Linked DNA regions of Mus musculus: region 1 is linked to region 2. Evidence: chromatin loops called from intact Hi-C (ENCODE). Cell type or tissue: heart. All regions are shown on one strand. Links, peaks and the distances in the headings refer to the core of each region. The heading gives the core; the rest is flanking DNA. Region 1 overlaps Ahi1 (Abelson helper integration site 1). Region 2 holds the start of Gm40608 (a long non-coding RNA gene).

Region 1 (11,178 bases), core at 1,663-9,662, 210 kb before region 2:
ACAAGCCTCGTGACCTCCACTTGACCCCATGACAGGAGTGAGCCAGTTCCCACAAGTGTGCCATGGCTTGTGTGTGTTTGTGCACATGTTTAATTTAACAATTGAACATGACGTTCATTTTCTCGTTTTCCACACATATTTAGATAAAGCCATCTTACCGCTCTATGATGGCTCTCCAGGAGGAAAGGGGTACACCAGTGTACTGTGAACGTCACCGTGAAACAAGTTCCGTGGACACAGAACCTGGACTAGAAGATTCAAAGGAGGAAGTGAAGTGGAAACGTCTGCCTGGCCAGGTGAGCTACACTGGGCGCTTTAACCACTGCTGTGACAAAATATGAGAGGAAAGGTCCTACTGGGTGCAAGCTCCCTCTGAGTACTCTTTATTTAGCTGGGTTTAGTTAATGCTGCTTACTGTCGGCTGACAATAATTATCCACAGGGCTATCGTGATGAATATGTTTAAAGGCCTTTGTAGAGAAGCAGCATTGATGCTATGCACTGAGGACCCCCTGTGTGCTTACTTCCGCCTTCTCACCTTTGCCCGCAAAGGAAGCCACGTACAGTACCCCTGCTTTCACGCCTGGTGCCAACATTAATGCAATCCGGGTCAGCTGAACACAAGCTTTGCGGTATCATGATAGTCAGCCGGATAACTAGTCAACTGCTAAGTTCTAATGATGGGCCAGTAAAATACCTAACATGACATGAACAAGAGATCGTTCATATCCAGGGTAGGAGTGAGACCGCAGAATTTCTGGAATTTCCCACATGATATTTTTAGGCCATACTGATCATAAATAATCAAAACCACAGAAATCAGAACTGAGGAAAGTCAGAGAACTGTGCTCTGTCTTGGAGAGAGCAGCAGTGGGTAGTCATTAGAGGAAAGCAAGCCTGAGAACAGCCGTTCAGAAATCCTGAGTTTGGGTTGTGACGTTATGTGGCACTTTAGTTTCTCAGATGTTTTTGACCTTAGGAAAAGTGGCTCCTGTCGTGGGATAAGCATTCTTTCTGAGGCTGTGTAAAAGCAACGCAGCAACGACAGTGTTAGAGCATCCTTTGTGTTTTAGATTAATCAAGTGCTAATTAATATAAATTTCACAGGAAACCACTTCTGCACTGAAAAGAGAATTTCCTGTAATTTTCCACTGTTCTGTGTAAATGTCTCTCTATCTATCTATCTATCTATCTATCTATCTATCTATCTATCTCTATCTCTATATCTATCTAAAGATCTTTAGGGGAAAGTTATGATACTGGAAATTATCAGGTTACTTTATTTTTTGATTCATGTAGTATAAATACTTTCTTTTCAGGCCTGTCGTATCCCAAACAAGCATCTCTTCTCACTGAATGCTGGAGAACGCGGCTGTTTCTGTCTTGATTTCTCTCACAATGGAAGGATATTAGCAGCAGCCTGTGCCAGCCGAGACGGATATCCGATTATATGTGAGAAATAATGCTACCTATTTAACCTGGTTGTAATCTGTATAGTCAAATATTGGGTTTTGGATTATCTCGAAGTCTTAATTTAAGAAGTCCCAAGTAAGTTAGTCAGATTTCTTTAAATAAAGGGACAGTGACTGTGTAGAATCTATTCAGAATGAGACTGAATGGAAGATGTTATTTTTTAATATACAGGTGGGTTTTTGTAAACATTATCTATTTTAAATATACACATTTACTTTCAAAAGGAAGAGTAAATCCCATGGGAAACTTTTCGTCCATATTATTTTTAGTGGATAATTGTGATAATCTGAGTTACAAAGTGTAGCATTCGTCATATGCTAGAGTTGTAATAAGGCTCTGAAGTCCCTCAAAGACAGTTCCCGTGGTGACAGGGGAGCCAGCAGAAAGGCTGAGACGGTTTCTGTTGCTTTGGAGAGTTTAAAAGCACTGCCGTACTGTTCTGGACTTCATGATCCCTTCTATCTCAGTGACGAAATGGACTCCCCTGGGCAAGAAGCCAGTCAGTCCCTCTGGGTGTCTGCCCTGAGTGCTAGGCCACGCCGCACTTCACCCTACCTCACAGTTCATGTTCATGAGACACCTTCCCAGATGGCAACGCTCAGTTTTTGCTTCTGGGTAATGAACAGACTACTCTTGTCCCAATTTGTCTATGCTAAATGCTGTTACGTGCTTAAATCATCAGAGACTTAATCTGCTTAGTTAGGTCTCAGAAAGTACAAACAGAGCCATTGTTTCTGGCTTTGCAGTGTTTGAATACGGCTTGTCCGACTGCGATTCCACCAAGCCTGTTCAGTGTGTAGATTACTGCCTTTCGTGAATTTCAGGACTCTCATTTATTGTCTTATGGCCTTGCTCCTCTTGTCTCTGAGGACCACCACGCCCCTTTGTGACATGGTCTTGTCCAGTGGATCTCTGTCACTTACTCGTTTGTCTTCATTCTCAAACCGGATCATCTCAGTTGGCCGACTGTCAAGTTCAGTGCTTTCTCCTCTGCCAGCTCAGGCTGGTGCTGGGCCACTCGCCTGCCTTCTGTAGTTCAGCAGTCTTGCTTTCCTGCTCTAATGCTTCCTTCGGGTTCGTTTTTATTTACAGATGCTTTCTCTCTTGGTGAGGAGTCATTCTTATGCTTTAGCCCTTTAGGTTTTCTTTAGGTCTTTGACCATACTGATAACGATAGGTTAATGACCGTGTGGAGAAAGAAGAGAACGGAGCTGGCTGCCGCACTTTCTGTATGCACACTTTCAGACAGCTGCTTTGCCTTCCTGTGGGAAGCTGTACTTTCCTGTTTGTTTACCTCTTTCCACGGCACAACTTTCTGTTGAGAGCTGGGTATTTGAGATGATGTGGTACAGTGTGGCTGTTCCCCGTGTTCTCCATCAGCCACCTGAGTTTAGTTACTGCTCTGCTTGTGCAGTCAGTCTCCTAGATGATATCTGTAAAGACTTTTTAAAAATTTTTTTAATATTTTTTATTACGTATTTTTCTCAATTACATTTCCAATGCTATCCCAAAAGTCCCCCATACCCTCCCCACCACTTCCCTACCCACCCATTCCCATTTTTTTGTCCCTGGCATTCCCCTGTACTGGGGCATATAAAGTTTGTGTGTCCAGTGGGCCTCTCTTTCCAGTAATGGCCAACTAGGCCATCTTTTGATACATATGCAGCTAGAGTTAAGAGCTCCGGGGTACTGGTTAGTTCATAATGTTGTTCCACCTATAGTTGCAGATCCCTTTAGCTCCTTGGGTACTTTCTCTAGCTCCTCCATTGGGAGCCCTGTGATCCATCCAATAGCTGACTGTGAGCATCCACTTCTGTGTTTGCTAGGCCCCGGCATAGTCTCACAAGAGACAACTATATCTGGGTCCTTTCAGCAAAATCTTGCTAGTGTATGCAATGGTGTCAGTGTTTGGAAGCTGATTATGGGGTGGATCCCTGGATATGGCAGTCTCTACATGGTCCATCCTTTTGTCTCAGCTCCAAACTTTGTCTCTGTAACTCCTTCCATGGGTGTTTTGTTCCCAATTCTAAGAAGGGGCACAGTGTCCACACTTTGGTCTTCATTCTTCTTGAGTTTCATGTGTTTAGCAAATTGTATCTTATATCTTGGGTATCCTAAGTTTTGGGCTAATATCCACTTATCAGTGAGTACATATTGTGTGAGTTCCTTTGTGATTGTGTTACCTTACTCAGGATGATGCCCTCCAGGTCCATCCATTTGGCTAGGAATTTCATAAATTCATTCTTTTTAATAGCTGAGTAGTACTCCATTGTGTAAATGTACCACATTTTTTGTATCCATTCCTCTGTTGAGGGACATCTGGGTTCTTTCCAGCTTCTGGCTACTATAAATAAGGCTGCTATGAACATAGTGGAGCATGTGTCCTTCTTACCGGTTGGGACATCTTCTGGATATATGCCCAGGAGAGGTATTGTGGGATCCTCCGGTAGTACTATGTCCAATTTTCTGAGGAACCACCAGACTGCTTTCCAGAGTGGTTGTACAAGCTTGCAATCCCACCAACAATGGAGGAGTGTTCCTCTTCACATCCTCGCCAGCATCTGCTGTCACCTGAATTTTTGATCTTAGCCATTCTGACTGGTGTGAGATGGAATCTCAGGGTTGTTTTGATTTGCATTTCCCTGATGATTAAGGATGTTGAACATATTTTCAGGTGCTTCTCTGCCATTCGGTATTCCTCAGGTGAGAATTCTTTGTTCAGTTCTGAGCCCCATTTTTTAATGGGGTTATTTGATTTTCTGGAGTCCACCTTCTTGAGTTCTTTATATATATTGGATATTAGTCCCCTATCTGATTTAGGATAGGTAAAGATCCTTTCCCAATCTGTTGGTGGTCTTTTTGTCTTATTGACAGTGTCTTTTGCCTTGCAGAAGCTTTGCAGTTTCATGAGGTCCCATTTGTCAATTCTCGATCTTACAGCACAAGCCATTGCTGTTCTATTCAGGAATTTTCCCCCTGCGCCCATATCTTCAAGGCTTTTCCCCACTTTCTCCTCTATAAGTTTCAGTGTCTCTGGTTTTATGTGAAGTTCCTTGGTCCACTTAGATTTGACCTTAGTACAAGGAGATAGGAATGGATCGATTCGCATTCTTCTACATGATAAAAGCAAGAAGGTAATCCCTCAACAAACCTAAAACAAGACAGCCACAAGAACAGAATGCCAACTTTAACAACAAAAATAATAGGAAGCAACAATTACTTTTCCTTAATATCTCTTACAATGGACTCAACTCCCCAATAAAAAGACATAGACTAACAGACTGGCTACAGAAACAGGACCCAACATTTTGCTGCTTACAGGAAACCCATCTCAGGGAAAAAGACAGACACTACCTCAGAATGAAAGGCTGGAAAACAATTTTCCAAGCAAATGGTCTGAAGAAACAAGCTGGAGTAGCCATTCTAATATGGAATAAAATCGATACCTGTGTGGGGAACCTAGATTCTCAGCAGTATTTTGAATCTGGTTTATATGTTGTGTTCTTTGAGTAAGCTTCTGATCCCCAGCTGGTGTCAACCCCTCAGGCAGCCACAGTGTCAAGTGATGCCACTGGCTGCTCAAATGCACACTGGAGTTGGGATGTTTGTCTGAAGCACACAAAGCCATGCTAAGTAAGCCTTGGATCTGACAGGTCATGAAATCGGGTCAAGTCTTTGGAACTGAAGTTTTCAGGGAGTCCAGAGCTCTAGTCCTATCCTGCCTCACTGAGTAGTTTCTGGACTCGTGAGTTTCACTGTTTGCAAGGTTGCGTGAGTGTGTAGGGAGGAGGAACTAGACAGTTGTGGCAATACAAAGCTGATGTCTGTACTGAGAGTCAGACCTTTTCTCAGGAAAGTGCTCCCCAGCAAGCGAGCATTGCCAGGTAATTCCCAGAGTTCTGTGGCCCTAAGGTTGGTTGCTCTTCCCTCTTATAGGTGGACTAGATTCCCAAAGTCCTCACTTGGTTAAAGCGCTGTTGATATTACCACTAGGTGGGAGTAGAGACTTGGCCCTGTTCTTATTAGCCATCCTACACAGTTTCTTTATTATTATTATTATATATTTTCTTCATTTACATTTCAAATGCTATCCTGAAAGTCCCCTATACCCTTCCCCTGCCCTGCGCCCCTACCCACCCACTCCCACTTCTTGGCCCTGGCATTCCCCTGTACTGGGGCATATAAAGTTTGCAAGATCAAGTGGCCTCTCTTCCCAATGATGCCCGACTAGGCCATCTTCTGATACATATGCAGCTAGAGACACGAGCTCTGGGGTACTGGTTAGTTCAGTTTCTTGAGCCCTAATACTGTTCACCATGCTCTGTCTGTCTGTCTATCTGTCAAGTTCACTCGCTGCACACCCCACTATGCTCTTCCTCACAATGGAACAGTTACATCCATCTCATTACATCCAGAACTTTTTAGAATTTGATTTTTTTAGAAGGAAATAATACCTTATTCATGAACCACCAACATGTAAGTTGTTAAGTACTTAAAATGAAGTACAATATAAATTTTTATTTATTTCTTGCTAATTATGAAAAGTGCTTTTGGGATTCTCACAATGTGAGCAACTGAGAGTACATTAAAGAATATTGTCAACATATAGCACATATAAAATGGTCTGTAAACTTAAAATTAAAGCAAATGAAAAACAGTTCTTGAGTGTATTTTGAAGTTGTGTTAATATTACAAATATTTTTGGCTTTAATTTTACAGATAGTACTTAATTTTTATCTAAATTACTATAAGTTGTGTGTTTATATATTTGTTGAATTAAAGACCTCTTAGAAATTTAATTTTTAAATATTTTTATTAGTATATGAAATTCCTTCTGGACGTTTTATGAGAGAATTGTGTGGCCACCTCAATATCATTTATGATCTCGACTGGTCAAAAGACGATCGCTATCTCGTTACTTCATCCTCTGACGGCACTGCCAGGTTAGTATATATTCAGGAAGAACTTACCGCAAATGCTGTTTGCCATCAAGGAAAGGTACGAGAATATAAAGAGACACATATGCCCCTGACATCATAGCTGTGCACCGTGCACACTGACAGGTTAACAACAGTAAAATTTATGGCAAGTCATATCTTTTATTTGTGTAATATGTATCATTTCTGGCTCTTGCTGTCTTTCAATGATTATATGTAAGCTGCTAATTAATATCTTGCAGAAGGTTAAATGTTTGAGGTTTGTCCTGTATGTATGTGAGGATTCTGTCTTCATTATAGGCTTGACATGGGGGCTTGAATCCATTGGTCAGAGTAAACCAAGTAGATACTCAGTTACACACCCTAGAGTGTTATAAATTGTAAATATTTGTGTTTTCACAAAGTCCGTGTTATCTCCTTTCAATTTATTATGTTTCACAATACAATATTTCATTTATTGTCTGATTATTCAAGTTTTTCCCACAGTCTTACTTATAGCCCAGGCTAACCTCAAATGTGCACTCTTTCTGCTGCTGCCTCCTGTGTACAGGGATTGTAGGCATGGCCAGCGCACGTGACTCAATAGAATGCCTTAAAAGCTAAGATTTAAACTCTATTTACATCCCTTTTTTTCCTTTCAAACTAACAATGTTGTTATCTTCATTTCAGCTGTATCTCATGCAGCGCATGCTCATCGAAATCTGTCTTTTATATTAGCTTGTTCTTTAGTGCTCAACAGATATTTTAATCAGCTGCTAGAAAACTCAAAATGTCTCTATTGAATAGTTGACTATATTTTTTCTTTTATTTAGAAGTTGCTACATAAGTCTTAGGCAGTAACTTATAAATCAACTATAAATTACCAATACAAATATGCTCTTCTGATTTTCGTCACCTAATCCATCATATAAAATACCCCTTGACCTGTAGTTACACAGCTAGTATACATTGCCTGATTTCGCCTGTCTTACACATGCACACAGACATTTGAGAAAGAAATGGAGTGGTAAGCATAAAGACAGTGCTTATTATAGGAAAAAGCTTGTTCTCCGCCAAAATAACGGAGGGAGTTCTCTTAATCAAATAGAGCAGGCTATGCGTGAGAGCACAAACACAGGTTCTGATTCAGATCCCCAACCCTGTCCACAGAAAGCCAGGCGCGCAGCACACCCTGCAGGAACAGAAGACAGAAGTGACCGTCAATGAGCTTCTATCTCAGAAAATAAAGTTCATAGATTGAGGAAGGCATCAGTGTCAGGCTTTGGTCTCCACGTGTGTGCACATGGGCACACATACGATTTTTAAAAAGGAAATCAGTTGTTTAACTATGATGTCTAAGTGTTTAGGACCTACATGTATATTAATTATTTAGACTTTGAAATACAAGTAAAAAGTTATTAAGCTCTCTAATCCTCTTGGCCTCCACTAGGAAACATTTTCAGAACCAGTCCATACAGCCTTGTAGAAAAATTATGAAAAGTTTCATTGAGCTGGGCGTGGTGGCGCACGCCTTTAATCCCAGCACTTGGGAGGCAGAGGCAGGCAGATTTCTGAGTTCGAGGCCAGCCTGGTCTACAGAGTGAGTTCCAGGACAGCCAGGACTACAGAGAAACCCAAAACCAAAAAAAACAAAAACAAAGAAAAGAAAAGAAAAGTTTCATCATATCTTTTAAAGTTATTTATTTATGTATGGGTGTTTAATTATGTGTTTGAGTGTTTTTCCTGAATGTGTGTGTATGTTCACCACATGCAGGCCTGGTGCCTGCACAGGTCAGAGAAGGTTTCTTAGATCCCCTGGAACTGGAATTAAAGATGGTTATGAGCCACCATGTGGGTTCTGAGAACTTAGCCTGGGTCTTCTGCAAGAGCAGCCAGTATTCGTTACCAGCCATCTCTCCAGCCCCCGTCCCTACTTTGTAATATATATTATGCCAAATAGTATTTTATCAACTATTCACTGTATAGTTGCTCAATATCAAAAATAGTTTTAAAAGTAGATTATGTCCAAGTACAAATAAGTTTTAGTTTTTCAGTATAGATTACTGTTATAGATAAAATATATTTCATGAGAAATGATTTTGTGAAAGAAAAGTGAGATAATCCAATGCCTTCTCACGCGATCATCATCATGGTTTCTATAAACACTCACTTAGAGTAGTTTACCTTGGCATTTGCTTACCTAGGATTTACTGGCTGTGTTCTCCTAAAGATGGTTGGAGAACATTCTGTACTTCCAGAAGAATGCTCCTTTCTCTCCTTTTCCAGAGTTTGGAAGAATGAAATCAATAGCACGAGCACGTTCAGAGTCTTACCTCACCCCTCCTTCGTCTACACGGCTAAATTCCACCCAGCCACACGGGAGCTGGTGGTTACAGGATGCTACGACTCTATGATAAGGATTTGGAAAATTGATGCAAGGGAGGATGCTGCCATATTAGTGCGCCAGTTGGATGTGCACAAGAGCTTTGTCAACTCCATCTGTTTTGACGATGAAGGTACATCACAGAACGTGCTCAAACCAAGAGTATTTACCTGAAAAATTGTTTCCTTTCTCTAGTAGTTGGTGCTTGTGAGAGATTTGCTGTATTCATATTTGTGAATATTTAAAGTTCTTCGTAGTTTGAAGCAATGGGGTAGATCTGACAGTGGGCGTGCTCTGTTAACTGTAAAGTTTGAAGTCCCTGGTGTTTGTGGTCAGTCGCGTCCTTTGCTCTAAGGTCTCATGGGCTGCATTTCATAAGTGCATTTATGTGCATTGGTGATTATTACTATTAGTAATTTACTTTAAGAACATATTAATAACGATGTAAAAGGGATGGGGAAAGTCCAAAAGAATGTAAATACACATGCTGGATAGAGTGACAGGAATTTTAAAAATACATACAGAGGGACTTTGCACATAGTCAAAGGATCTCAGCACTTAAATAACACAAGTGACATCGTAAAATAAAACGGGTTTGTATTGGGTAAGAATATAAAGAAATTCATCTACTAACTTGTCATTTTTATTATTTCAGAGATTAGACATGGCAGCTGCAGCTATAAGTATATAAAATAATATTTAGAGAAAAATAACGCTGCAATATACTAACTGCAACTTGAAAGATTATAACAAATGACAAATATACTTTTCTTTTGTCTTTCTCACAATTAGAGTGCGTGTTCGAATGTATGCCAGTACTCACGGGCTGTGTAGGCTAATTTGTAAACTATTAAATCCACAGTTCTAAAAGCCGCATTTGTTAGCAGTGATGTGTAATGTACTCTCACACGCTCACGAGGTTGAGCCTCTATGTTTTCTGGGTCCCATTCAGTTTTTAAAAACGTGTTAACACTCATTACTTATGATTTTTTTAACTCTCTGATCATTTCAAGTTTAATGGTCACTATGACTGTGTTTACAATGTATATTAGAGCATGTATTTTCTTGGAGTATAAACAATTACAGAGGCTAATAATAATAATGGATACAGATACACGTTGGTTACCTCAAATAATTTGGAATGTGAGTGTATGGGTGCTAGACATGCAAACTACATTGCTCATTTCTTTTTACATTCAGAAACATGACAAATGGAAATGTTATCCAAAATGCTTTTTAAAGTGAAGAATTTACTTAAAGATAATTGGAATATAGTGTGCATTTTACTTTTTTTTTATTTTTATTAGGTATTATCCTCGTTTACATTTCCAATGCTATCCCAAAAGTCCCCCATACCCACCCATTCCCACTCCCCTACCCACCCACTCCCCCTTTTTGGCCCTGGCGTTCCCCTGTACTGGGGCATATAAAGTTTGCAAGTCCAATAGGCCTCTCTTTCTAGTGATGGCCCACTAGGCCATCTTTTGGTACATATGCAGCTAGAGTCAAGAGCTCCGGGGTACTGGTTAGTTCATATTGTTGTTCCACCTATAGGGTTGCAGATCCCTTTAGCTCCTTGGGTACTTTCTCTAGCTCCTCCATTGGGAGCCCTGTGATTCATCCAATAGCTGACTGTGAGCATCCACTTCTGTGTTTGCTAGGTCCCGGCATAGTCTCACAAGAGACAGCTACATCTGAGTCCTTTCATATATATTTTATGAATACCATGTGGTATATAAATATACACACACACGTGTGTGTGTGTGTGTGTGTGTGTGTGTGTGTGTGTGTGTGTATGTATGTAACTTCTGTGGCGTTCTTGAGTGAGTTCTTGCTGTTTTTACCAGGTCACCACATGTACTCAGGAGACTGCATCGGGGTCATCGTTGTCTGGGACACGTACGTCAAAGTGAATGATGTGCAACACTCCGTGCGCCACTGGACGATAAATAAGGTACAGAACCACATTTCATGCCCCGAGACTTCGTGGAGGAACTACAGGAGAATCGACCACAGGACGGATGTTTAAAAGACCATAAGGACATCCAAGTTTGTCCTTTGAAAACTTAAGCTTCTCTCGGTGCAGAAGCCCACCTCATACCCTCCTGCTGACCACAGTCGGGAGTTAGTGATTCTGAGAGGGACTGGTGTCAGCTCTCCTTTTTCAGTGTGGCCACACTTTACTCTTTGCTCTTTTAGGCCCTGGACTAGGCAATGACTCTCCACTAAGCTACAACCTCACCTCATTTGTGGTCTTTTGAGGACCAATCTGTAGCATGGCAGCAGCTGAAACTCACATTAGAATAACACATGTATCCCATTACCACCTGTTTCCTGCATATTCTCTTCAATCTAGTACCGTCACTAACAACAGCGTCCGTGCTGTCAGAGTAATGTGGATATGGCA
Region 2 (11,178 bases), core at 1,047-9,046:
AACCACTGGCTTGCTCTCCATCCCTCCATCTCTCCAGCCCTAGTCTATTCTTCCATAAGGACACTTAATCTTTTGACTCCCTATTGTTTTTTTTTTTCTAGGCTTTCCCTAACCCTGTGACCTCCAGTGTGGTCTTGGAAAATGCTGAGCTTGCTTACCCAAGGTCTCTCTGCACTTGCTTGTTCTGCTTGCTTATCCCTTCTTCTATGCACACAGCTTGCTCCTCTACTTCCTGTCATCTACATTTAAGCTTCTCTTTTCAGTGAGAACTTCCTGGGCACCAGACCATGTCATCTCCCTAAGCCCCATTCCCAATGCCCCTTTCTCACCTGCTTTTCTTTTCAGGACGTAACCACTTTCTAATGTGCAGTAGAGCCATTTTTTTTATTTTTACAGTTATTTATGTGTCTACTTAAATATAAGCTCTATACTTGCTGCATATCCATGAGCCCCACTAGCCAATGGTTCAGATCCAAATGGGTTACAAGCAATATGAAAAAGCTCAAGCACTAAATGAAGCCTTGATGATAAACTAAGCACCGCATTCAGAACAAGCTAAACGATGTGTCGAGCTGTAGTTGACACAGTGATATTTAGGTGGTTCATTTCAGTGGCAGGTGATGGGCAAGAGTTCACGCTAACTAATTTATTGAAAAGGAGAGTTTAGTATTCTCAAGAGTTAGAGGACACGGGGCTGGAGAGAAAGCTCATCTGGCAAGGCGCTGCCCTGGCAAGCACAAGGACCTGAGTTCAAGCCCCCAGACCTATGTGAAAAAGTTAGACGTAATGACATGCCATTGTAATACCAGCACATATTCCAACTTGGTAAGTTCCAGGCCAGAGACTCTGTCAAATAGAAAGGTAGATCATACCTAAGGAACGTCAATCAATGTTGTCCTGTGCTCACCCACACACACACCTTCACCCTCATGAGTACACAGACACACAAACACTTAGATGCACACTAGTTAAAGGTTAAGCTTAGGCATATTGGGACATGCCTGTAATTCAACACTTAAGATGTAGAGTCAGAAAGATAAAGAGTTTGAGGTTACCCTAAGCTGTACAGTGAGTTAGAGGCCACTCTGAGTTTTAGGAGACGTGGTCTCAAACATGACAAAGCAAAAAGAGTCAATGGTTATGTTATGTCAAAGAATTGGAGACTAGAAGCTTGCAATTCATGTCAAATTGTCTTAACTTTCTTTTTGAAATTTTAGACAGTTTTCCCAAAGAAGAAACTTAGCTCTGTAGAACCAGAAACATAGCCAAGAAGACATTTATGTGTATGCATGCACACATGCACACATACATGTAAACATGCACATGAACATACGCACACAAACACACACACATATCCATGCACGTGTACACACACGTACACACACGCATGACCACAAACACACAGAGGGAGGGAAGAAAGGGCTGTGAAATTTCTGTTTCTGGGTTATTTAAGTGAAACAAGGCATCTAGCATTAGAAGCTGGTGACAGGAAGGGATTTGACTACGGTCATCCATGTTCAGGATGATAACACAGAGACTTACTTTCTTCCCCCCCAGAAGATATTTCCCTCGTCCACTTCACATTTCACGTGTGTGTACGTGTGTGTACACGTGCATGGATATGTGTGTGTGTTTGTGTGCGTATGTTCATGTGCGTGTTTACATGTATGTGTGCATGTGTGCATGCATACACATAAATGTCTTCTTGGCTATGTTTCTGGTTCTACAGAGCTAAGTTTCTTCTTTGGGAAAACTGTCTAAAAAGCCCCTATTTGCCTAGAGAGGTCTGGGGCTTGGGACTGCGGAACATGGGCTGATGCAGGGGCCTTCTAACGGCACAAACTGAAGTCGGAGACATTGAACACGGCTTAAAGAGGCTGTTATTTCATCATGAGTTTTGTAACTCTGTAGAAGATACTTGAGGAAATTAGTATCTTATACATAGATGGTTATGTTTTATTTCTTCAGCAAGGGTTTTGTAAGAGGGCTAGAAGCAGTTTTATAAAAATTAGGAGCTTGCCATTAACTTGATGTTGTACTAGACAAACAGAAGGCTTCTTACAGTCATTCAAAAGACCCTCCCACATAAAACTGTCACCTCCCAGCCGCTCTGTTTTCTTTTAAGAGGCCACACTTTGTCTTTCTAGGTCAATTTCTACACTTTTTTCCCCTTTCTAAGCAGATAATGGAAAAGAAGTAGGAGTAAGTGCCAACTTACTACCAAGAGGGCAACATAGAGATCAATTTGATAAATTTGAATGTGAGTGTGCATTTGTCACAGGACTTCTGTTGGAGGCTAGAGTGGTTGCTCTGGGCTATTCAGGAGAGCACTCATCTCTGAAAGCAGTAACAGCAGCAACAGACACTCCTTTCTACATCCCAGACTCTTATTCATAAGCACTGGCACTGGCATGGTCGCTACAGTTGTGTAAATAGTTTTCCTACCTTTTATGTCTTTCATCCAGTTAGCAGCTGCTTGCTTCTTTCTCCATATTTTTGTAGCTTCCTAGAATTAACTCACACCACAAACATTAGAAACAAGTACAGTGACAGCAGAGAGATACACAATTGACCTCTCATTTACTTAGAAGCCAAACATCTTAAATGGTATTGATTCAATATTTTTTCCCTCATCTATTCTTTGGTAAAGGCTTTAAAAAGAGAGAGTTGCTTTCTGCATGACCCACATCTGCTTGTTTGAAACCCTTAAGATACAGATGAGTAAGTTTACACATACTTCCTGAAACTGTCTTTCTTTAATTGTAAGAGCAACGTGACTGCATATGGATATGTTTCCAGTTAGAGAATATAAACACAATACTCTTCTATGTTTCCTTCACAGTTTCCCCCAATTCATTGTAATCTTTTTCTTTCCTCCTCTTCCTCCTCGTCCTCCTTCTTTCCCTCCTCCATACATCTGCATTCGATGGCATATATAATTTATGTCCGGATTTCTACATTTGTTGTTAAGGAAGGATTCTATGTGTCCTTTTATGCCTACCCCATTTTTCCCTGCCCTACGTCCATCCACTTAATACAACTGATGCCGAACTCCGAAGAAACATCACTCTCCCTCCGTGTTATGGGAATCAGTCCATTTTCTCTATCTTATATTATGATTCTCTTGAATATTTATTCATTCTTCAGCATGTACTAAATAATGGTGGGATCAAGGTAAGTGTATGGGTCTTAAGTTCAAGGAGTCAGGAGCCAGGACTGAGGGGGCTGAAGACTGTATTAAAATATGTGTGATGAGCGTCATCCATAGTGATGTGTATGAGAGAATAACAATAACGAGAACAAAAGAAGGGTCTTGCCTTAGAGAAGGAGTTGGAGCTACTATCTCAAAGAAACTCAGAAGACCCTTTGCCAGTGAGGAGCTAGCCTGAGGGAACAGTATGGTGTGCAAGTGTCCCTGCGGGACAAGTCATACACAGAACAGGCATGACCAGGCAGGAAGTGACACAAACAAAAGGGGTGGGTACTTTGGAGAACAAAGAACCCAAGCCTTCTGTAAAGCAGACACCATTGCTTATCTGCCACTGGAAGGTGTCGTGCACATAGGCTGGCTGATGTTGGCAAATCTTCCATTTTCAGCAAGAGTATAAAAATCCTGTAAAATGCCTTAAAATCTTCAGGCACTCAAGGATCCAAATAAAGCGCCTACAGGCTGGCTGGACCTACTGAGCTCCGGCCTTCGTGGTCAGTCTCAGCCTCAGAGGTTAGTTCTGAGTTTTCAGATAAGCATGCTCTGAGGAGAATTGGCAGGAAATCGTAGAGGACAGAGTTGGGGAGGTGACCCCAGAGGTGCTTTATGACAGCCATACTATCTCTATGTTGACAGTTTACATTTCAATCTAGAAGTAATTAAAAGTGTTATTTAAAATAACCTAATCATGGTAATGGGATTTATCTTAACTTCTAAAAAACATGGATAGTAATTACATTTTTATTTAAAAAATTTAAATATACATTTCTATTCACAGAGGCAGTGGGCACAGGAGTATCTCTGGTGTGTGTGTGTGTGTGTGTGTGTGTGTGTGTGTGTAGCTACAGTGTGTATGAAGTGTTCAAGAATGTATTGAGCCATAGGATGACTTTCTTAGTCAGCATCACACGGGAATCCACATATTGTTGTCTAAATGGGGTTAATCAGCCAGCAGCCAGAACTTCCCACTAATAGAAGGTCTCTAAATGTGTCCTGTTCTGAGCACAAAATAAAGGTTGGCCTTGGCAAAACAGAAGGGAGACACACACACACACACACACACACACACACACACACACACAGAGAGAGAGAGAGAGAGAGAGGGGGGGGGTGCACTAGAGGAGCTACCACACATTTAGTGATGCAGCTCATACCTGCTGTTGTGCACAAAGCCCTGGATACTGTCCCAGCTCTGTATACCCAACTCAGAACAGAATTTGACCCTCACAGGTAAAATCAATGCATTAGAAAACAGCTTTACCTTTAGTATGTAAACAGAGTCAGAGTTGGGGTGACTCCATGTCAGGGGAGTGTGGTTAAGCTGTAGCCCAGTGCCTACCCATGATCATGACTACTGATACTACTTGGGCCATGGCTGTCTACCTTAGGTCACCCCTACCACTCCCTTCCCTCTACTCAATGAGGTCTGGTAATGAGGGGGTGGAAAGGAAAACCATCATTACTTTCCACCACAGCCTCTGGGCAGGTGCTAGGCACTGTCATAGCTGCACATAGCAATTCTGAGCCTAAGGGCAAACTCAGCATGTTTTTAGGATATTAATCCTAAACTTGATTTTTCCTGATTTACAGCCCTGTGCATGGAGGAACCTACATTTTCCTGATGATGAATCAAATAGGGTCTGAAATTTTAGTGGCACAGGTCTTAAAAATGTCACCTCAAACTTCTATGAAGCCAGAAGAAATGAAATAGAAAAAGCCACCTAAAAAGCAGAAATCTGGATTGTGAGTGCTGAGACAAATTTCACAGCATTGACATAAATTTCACAGGATATGCTTGGATACATCTTCTTCTCCATCCTGCACATAGTCTCTTTGTGAAGAGGAGTTGGATCTTGTCGGTGTGTGCTAAGATCTTCATGAGAAACTATTGCTAACTTACTTTTTTTGGTTAAAAAAATACAAAATAATTACACAACTTCTCTATACTCTTTCAATGATAACAAATTCCTCATATTAAAAGACTGACTCTATATCAGGTAGTCTTTATTTAGACTTTACTTTCATTAGTTCCCAGGTGGGGGGATACTCACTTGATAGCTCTAAAACACAGGTGATGGAGATGCTAGCTGCCTTAAGCACACATGATGAAACGGGAACTCCCTGGCTTCTTGGGACTTCTGTGTGATGCACACCGGTGGCCAGAGAAAGGCATGCCCATGCCGCCACCCAGATGTCCACATGAACCCAGATCTTCCATTTCCACTTTCACCCGAAAACTGGGGTGCGGGAAAGATCCACAATTAGGGGGACTTTGCCACTCAGCTTTTTTGGTTTGCCAAGTTCCTGGTTTTAACTTTCACTACTTTCATTATTTCTATCAAAGGCTCTGTCCTGACATCCCGGTCACAGATTCCATTCCTCCTGGCGTGGTTTTAAACTGCTTGTTTCTCCATCTCTTCAGTTATTCTCTGATACTCGGAATTTTTGCTATTTTTATCAGCTCGTTCTGCCTGCCTCCCCTTGAGCTCGCTCCATACTTACAGGGAAGCTGGGCTTCTTCCATTTCCAGCACCAGGACCGGCTTTCCCTTTCTTGCTGAGAGAGGTGAGCCATCTACTGCCACCTTTTGGTATGACATTTGAACCTGGAAAATTCTAGTGTCAGAGTAAAACCAAGTTCACAAAAATGATCCTGAAATGCTGTTATACGCATTTACAAATTAAGGAAAAATGATTTTTGAACGCTGGGGTTTTCCATTGTTTTCGTTGTACAAGCAACGCCGTGTTTACCACGCATGCTCAGTGGGCAGGAGGCAGAAAGGGACCCTGATGTGGTGCTCAGAGCTCTGAGCAGAGACAAGCAACAGGATCCAAGCTCTCGGACACACTAGATCAAGGGAGCTCTTAAGAAACATGAAAGTGCTGCCCCTGCCCCTAAGAAATTCCAATTAAATGAAGCCTAAGTATTATTTCTCTTTTCAAAATTCCCCAGGCGATTCAAATATATTAGAGTTGAAAATGGCAAGCTTGCTGAGGCGTCTTGGTTCTTGTATCGTCTCTTTTCCCACTTACTTAGCGAAGAGATGGCACCTTTGGGTTTCTTACAAAGAAAATGCTCGTGGAATATGATCAAATCCCATCATCAGCCACTCAGAACTAAAAAATTCCTCCTTGACTTTGTGAATTCGTCAATAAATTTGTAGGATGAGCCAGAGAGACCTAACTTCATTCAGAGGTCTGCTTTCTCTTTCTTGACTCTGACAGCTTCCGCTACTGTGTGACACGATGTCAGTAACGGCAGGTACCTCCCAGGAGCTGGCAAGCATCAAGTGCCTGGTCCGAGCACTTAGCCCCAAGCCTGGCGCCAGTGACAGCCAAGATAGTCTCAGAGAGGACTGAGCTATCACGGAGGCAGGGAACTGCACGAAGTCTCAACTACAGTGAACAGTGTGAAATCAGTCTCCAAAGGTGTCTTTTAAAGTTCATTCAAGTCTGGCTTTAACTTAGTAATACATTCGTTCATAAATTTATATTAAACTTTACTTGACTTGTGATGCATAGCTAAGCAGTTTAACCAAATTTAGCTTCAATTTTACTGCCAAACTATGCTTCTACAACTATGACTAGGCCAGAGCACAACTCACATGACCAGAGAAGACTAAACTAAAGTCTCTCTCTCCTCTTAGATGCCTGAGCTGTATGCTAATGACAGTGGGCCAGTATGCTGATCAAGAGATGCATAGTGCTGTATTTTTTCTTTAAAAAAGAAATCACTCTCTAACAATCTTTAAAGACAATTTTGAAGTGCTAAGAGCAAACCTTTAAAGAAACTCCTTTAGTTTCCTTTCGCCATCTTCCAAGCCTCTTTTCATGGTTGTATTCACCTCCGTTTTCTCAGACCAGAGGGGCAAATTTTACATTTGATACTTTCCCTTATGCCCTGGGGTTTACTAATTACAGGCATGGGCACCACCGTCCAAGACCAGGCCTTCCAAATCTCTGCTAACTCTGGTTGGTTGAGCCTTGAACTTCACAGAGGCCTGAGGGCGTAGTATATAGGTATTCTACAAAAGCCATTATTATCAGGTTTTCTTGTTTGGTTTTTGTAAGCCCTTTCAGTTTGCTAACCATCATGAGCATTACTTAAAGGCTGATCCACTTTTCCACTGGTGATGAGCTGGTATTCATGGACTGTGAATTGCACGTGTAGTAGTATTAAAAGTTCCATTTTCCCCCTTAAATTTATTTATTTAGTCATCTTACATCTTGATCACACCCCTTACCCAGTTTCTTCTGTTCTAGATTAAATCGAGTTTAATGGGATATATCCAATTAGACCACACAGGTGCAGTTAGATAGAAAAAACTGGAGTTAGGGAGATGACTCGGTGGATAAAAGCACTTCCAGCAACCCCTGATAGTCTGACCTTGGTCCCTGGAGCACATGGAGGAAGCCATAAGCACAGTCCCATTTTAAAGGGAATGACAGAGGCAGAAGGATCTGCTGGGACCTTGCTTTGCAATGGCAAGGAGACCCTGCCTCAAAAACAAAGAAGGAGGATGGAACTAGCTTCCAAAAGGTGTTCTCTGATCTTCACATGTGTACAGTGGCGGCATGCCTGTGTGCATGTAACCCCTCCCCCACGTACACATGCCACGCACAAATTACAAAATTAAAACTTATTTTTAAAAACATGGTAATGTACTAGGCATGGTGGCGCACACCTTTAATCCCAGCACTGGGGAGGCAGAGACAGGCAGATTTCTGAGTTCGAGGCCAGCCTGGTCTACAAAGTGAGTTCCAGGACAGCCAGGACTGCACAGAGAAACCCTGTTTCGAAAAACCAACCAACCAACCAACCAAACAAACAAACAAACAAACAAAAAACATGGCAATACATCGAAGAAGCTGCCCATGACCACACGAGGCATTGCTACACATCTTAAGATTTCTAGAACCTCCTCTTCAGGCGTGTTGTGTGTGCGGTTCTTTAGATATGAAGCGTTTGCTGCAGAGTCACATTTGGAGCAGTCTGATCTAGAGAATGCTCCTTAAAGGCTGAGGACCAGGCTTAGTGGCAGAATGCCTGCATAGCAAGCAGGGCCTTGGGTTTCAGCAATAGGAAAACAGAGAAGAGAATGCTTCTTTTAATTAATTAATTAATTTTATTTTTTTACATCCCAGATGTTGTCTCCCATCCTAGTCCCCTTTTGTAGAGTTTCTTCCCCCATCTTCCTTCCCCTTGACCTCTGAGAAGGTGCCCCTCCTCCCAGCATCCCCTTTCCCTGGGGCATCATGTCTCTACAGGACTAGAAACATCCTCTCCCACTGCAGCCAGACCAGGGAGCCCTATGCTGAGTATGTACCAGCAGGGGCCATGGACCAGCCCTTGTATACTCTTTGATTTGGTGGCTTAGACTCTGGGAGCTCTTAGGGATCCAGGTTAGTTGACACTGTTGTTCTTCCTATGGGGTTGCCACCCCCTTCAGCTCCTTCAGTCCTTCCCCCAACTCTTCCTCAGAGTTGGTTGGCTGTAAGTATCTGCTTCTGTCTCAGTCAGCTGCTGGTAGAGGCTCTCAGAGAGAACAAAACACTCCTGGGTATGGTAGTGTTGGAGAAGAGAAGTGACTTTCACCTTCTAGCTCATGACGAATCAGGCTTGGAGAAAGAGGTATGATGCTCAGACAGTCAGTTAGTTGTCACCACGTAGAAGTTCTTTGGAGGGCAAGAGCTGGGAACACAGCATAAACAACAGCAGACCCAGCCTGACCAGCCGGGGCTTGCCCTCCAGGAAGGGAGACAGACAGTAATCAGATGATCAATTGAACAAGTGTCAAATTATACCTGTGACATATTCTACAAAGGAACGGGGCACGGCACAATGAGAGTCTAGGATTAGGCACTTGACCGGACTGGTGGCGAGGTCAGAAAAAGCTTGCCTGTAAAAGTCATGGTTGTGCTGAGAACGGAGGGAGGAGCAGTCACGGACTAGATGAAAAGGAAGGAATGAGCAGAAGGAACAGAAAGCGAGGCAGCCTGGTGCATGAGGAAGCAGTGCCAGTAAAGGGAATTGAAAGAGACCCAGGTGGCCCGGCCTGTCACAGAGTGGGACAGTGTGTGAAGCCACTGGGGCACTGGAGCCAGCTCGTATTTATATCATGTTTATATCTGAAAGCCAGTCTACATACATGCCTTCCCAACTGCACATTTAGCGACATTTAGTTTGTAGCTCAAAGCTGGATAAGGTGGGTCTATTTACATCATAAGAATTGGCCGGCCCCTCTTTTCTGGGTTAGTTATTCTGTATTAAAAAACGTGGAGACGTTTCTAGAACCAGACTATGACATGGTCTAGACCTGAGATTTGCAACATTGGGAGGAAACAATCCTGACTCCTGGCAACTATCAGACAACTAATCAGGTTTGAAAGATGCCACCTGGTATTCTGGCTTTAGCATCCCGTCCTCTCCTTTACTCTCTTCTCTTCCTCCCTGATATTATTATAGAAGCTGGGGTGGAAATGGGTAGATATCAATCAGAGCTTCGAGAGCCCTACCAGGAGAGACCATCAGTGAGGGCAATCAGGAGTTCAAGGTGGGTATGAGTGCTTGGTGCTGATGCTGTTGAGAAGGTGATAAATGATGTCCTGGTTCTGGCTCCTGACCCGATGAAGGTGAGGCAGAGTGGGTAGAGGGTAGAGAGCAAGGCTGTGGGATACAGGGTGCAGAGTCCATACTCAGCAGCCAGCTTCCAGTGAGAACAGAGGCAGCACAAGAGTTCAAACTGAAAGCTTGCCAGAGCGTTGGGAAGACAGAGGTGGGGTCCCAGTGGGGAGACGGGAGGGGGAGGGAGAGGGGGAGGGGTTTTTCTATTTGGTGTTGGTGTTCGAATGGTTTTGTTTATGAAAAGAGAAAGATAATGGAAACGGAAGAAAGCCAAGGGGCCTGGGCCTCAGCAACAGGAGGATTCAAGATCTTTGAAATGATAATTCGGCTTCAGTGTAGGCCATATGCTGAAGCAGCCTTTACATCTTGGTTTTTTATTCTGTGTCATTTTACAGAGACTCCACGTTTCCCCTAAGCAATGGCGGGTTTGTTGCTGCCTTGAGAAGGAAAGACAGCAGCTCTCTTGCTGCCAGGACTAAGCCCAGTTCCATTTACAATCTTCTGTTGCTGAGATTCCATTCTTCCAGGGCAGACTCCTTGGCATAATTAAAATGAGACTCTTATCCCTACCCTGCCCAGGTCTGGAACCCTGGACACAGGCATGTTGCTGCAGGCTTCCTGCTCATCCAGGTTACAGCCTGCTGGGCACAGCCCGCCCTCCTGGGCACAGAGTAGACTGAGCCTTGTCTCCTATCTCCCTCTCCTGTTCTATCCCTCCCCTCTGTCTTCCTCTTTCCTCTTCCCCTGTCTTCCCCCTCTCTTCCTCTTTTTTCCTCCTCTTTTTCCCATTCCTCTTCCTCTCTTGGCTAAATGTCCACATGAGCACAGACTCTGGGTGCAAGGATTCTTTTTGCGATATTTTAAGATATAGACGAAGCTGCTGGGTTGGAGGGAGGGCTGCCTCATTCTTAGGGAAATATACAGCCAGGGAAAATTCAGCCGCTTTTCCCCTTAGTGCTACACAACCCCCAAACCCACAGACCTGCTCAATAGATAAGATGTAATCTGTTATCCTTCCCAGAGCTATTTGTATTCACTGGAGGAAAGGAACTTAACTGGAGAAAGCATACTGTTAAAGGGAACAGAAAAAAATATTTTTTTTTTCAGAAGGGGCCTCCCTAACCCTTTTGAGATCATGTGGCTTTCTTGAAGGGCTCTTCCTGAAGGCCTATCAGGGGCAGAAGCAGAGGCTTCCCTGGGGTGGGGGGTCCCTTATAATTAACTCAGCTCTGCCAAAATCAAACCCTCCTTCCAGAGTGGCTCTAGTGTATCTCTGTATCGAGAATTACAGATACGGAATTCTTTAAAACATGAAGATATCATATTTAAATGGATAAATCATCCAT

The links. Hi-C counts contacts between places; a loop is a spot of excess contacts. Peaks named below come from ENCODE experiments on the same cell type or tissue, not always from the same donor. Only the 100,000 strongest peaks of a DNase experiment are listed, where the experiment ranks them.
Region 1: it touches region 2 in a loop (6-fold over the local background); 6 of 42 quality-filtered maps call a loop at or near these places.

Annotation. Positions count from the first base shown.
Region 1 is chr10:20,970,706-20,981,883 of GRCm38, forward strand. Ahi1 (Abelson helper integration site 1) reads left to right here. Exons shown (of 24, transcript NM_026203.3): 8 at 144-296; 9 at 1,319-1,451; 10 at 6,292-6,415; 11 at 8,675-8,904; 12 at 10,619-10,725. Among named protein-coding and RNA genes, the nearest start is that of Ahi1, 24 kb to the left of the region's middle. In heart, for the core only: a CTCF peak has its summit at 5,460 (motif pointing right); no DNase peak of the experiment used is centred there.
Region 2 is chr10:21,183,420-21,194,597 of GRCm38, forward strand. It overlaps Gm40608 (a long non-coding RNA gene), which reads right to left and starts at 2,507. Exons shown (of 4, transcript XR_871482.2): 1 at 2,446-2,507. It overlaps Gm33619 (predicted gene, 33619), which reads left to right and starts at 3,525. Exons shown (of 2, transcript NR_152786.1): 1 at 3,525-3,721; 2 at 4,799-5,199. In heart, for the core only: a CTCF peak has its summit at 5,793 (motif pointing left); no DNase peak of the experiment used is centred there; H3K4me3 peaks cover 791 bases.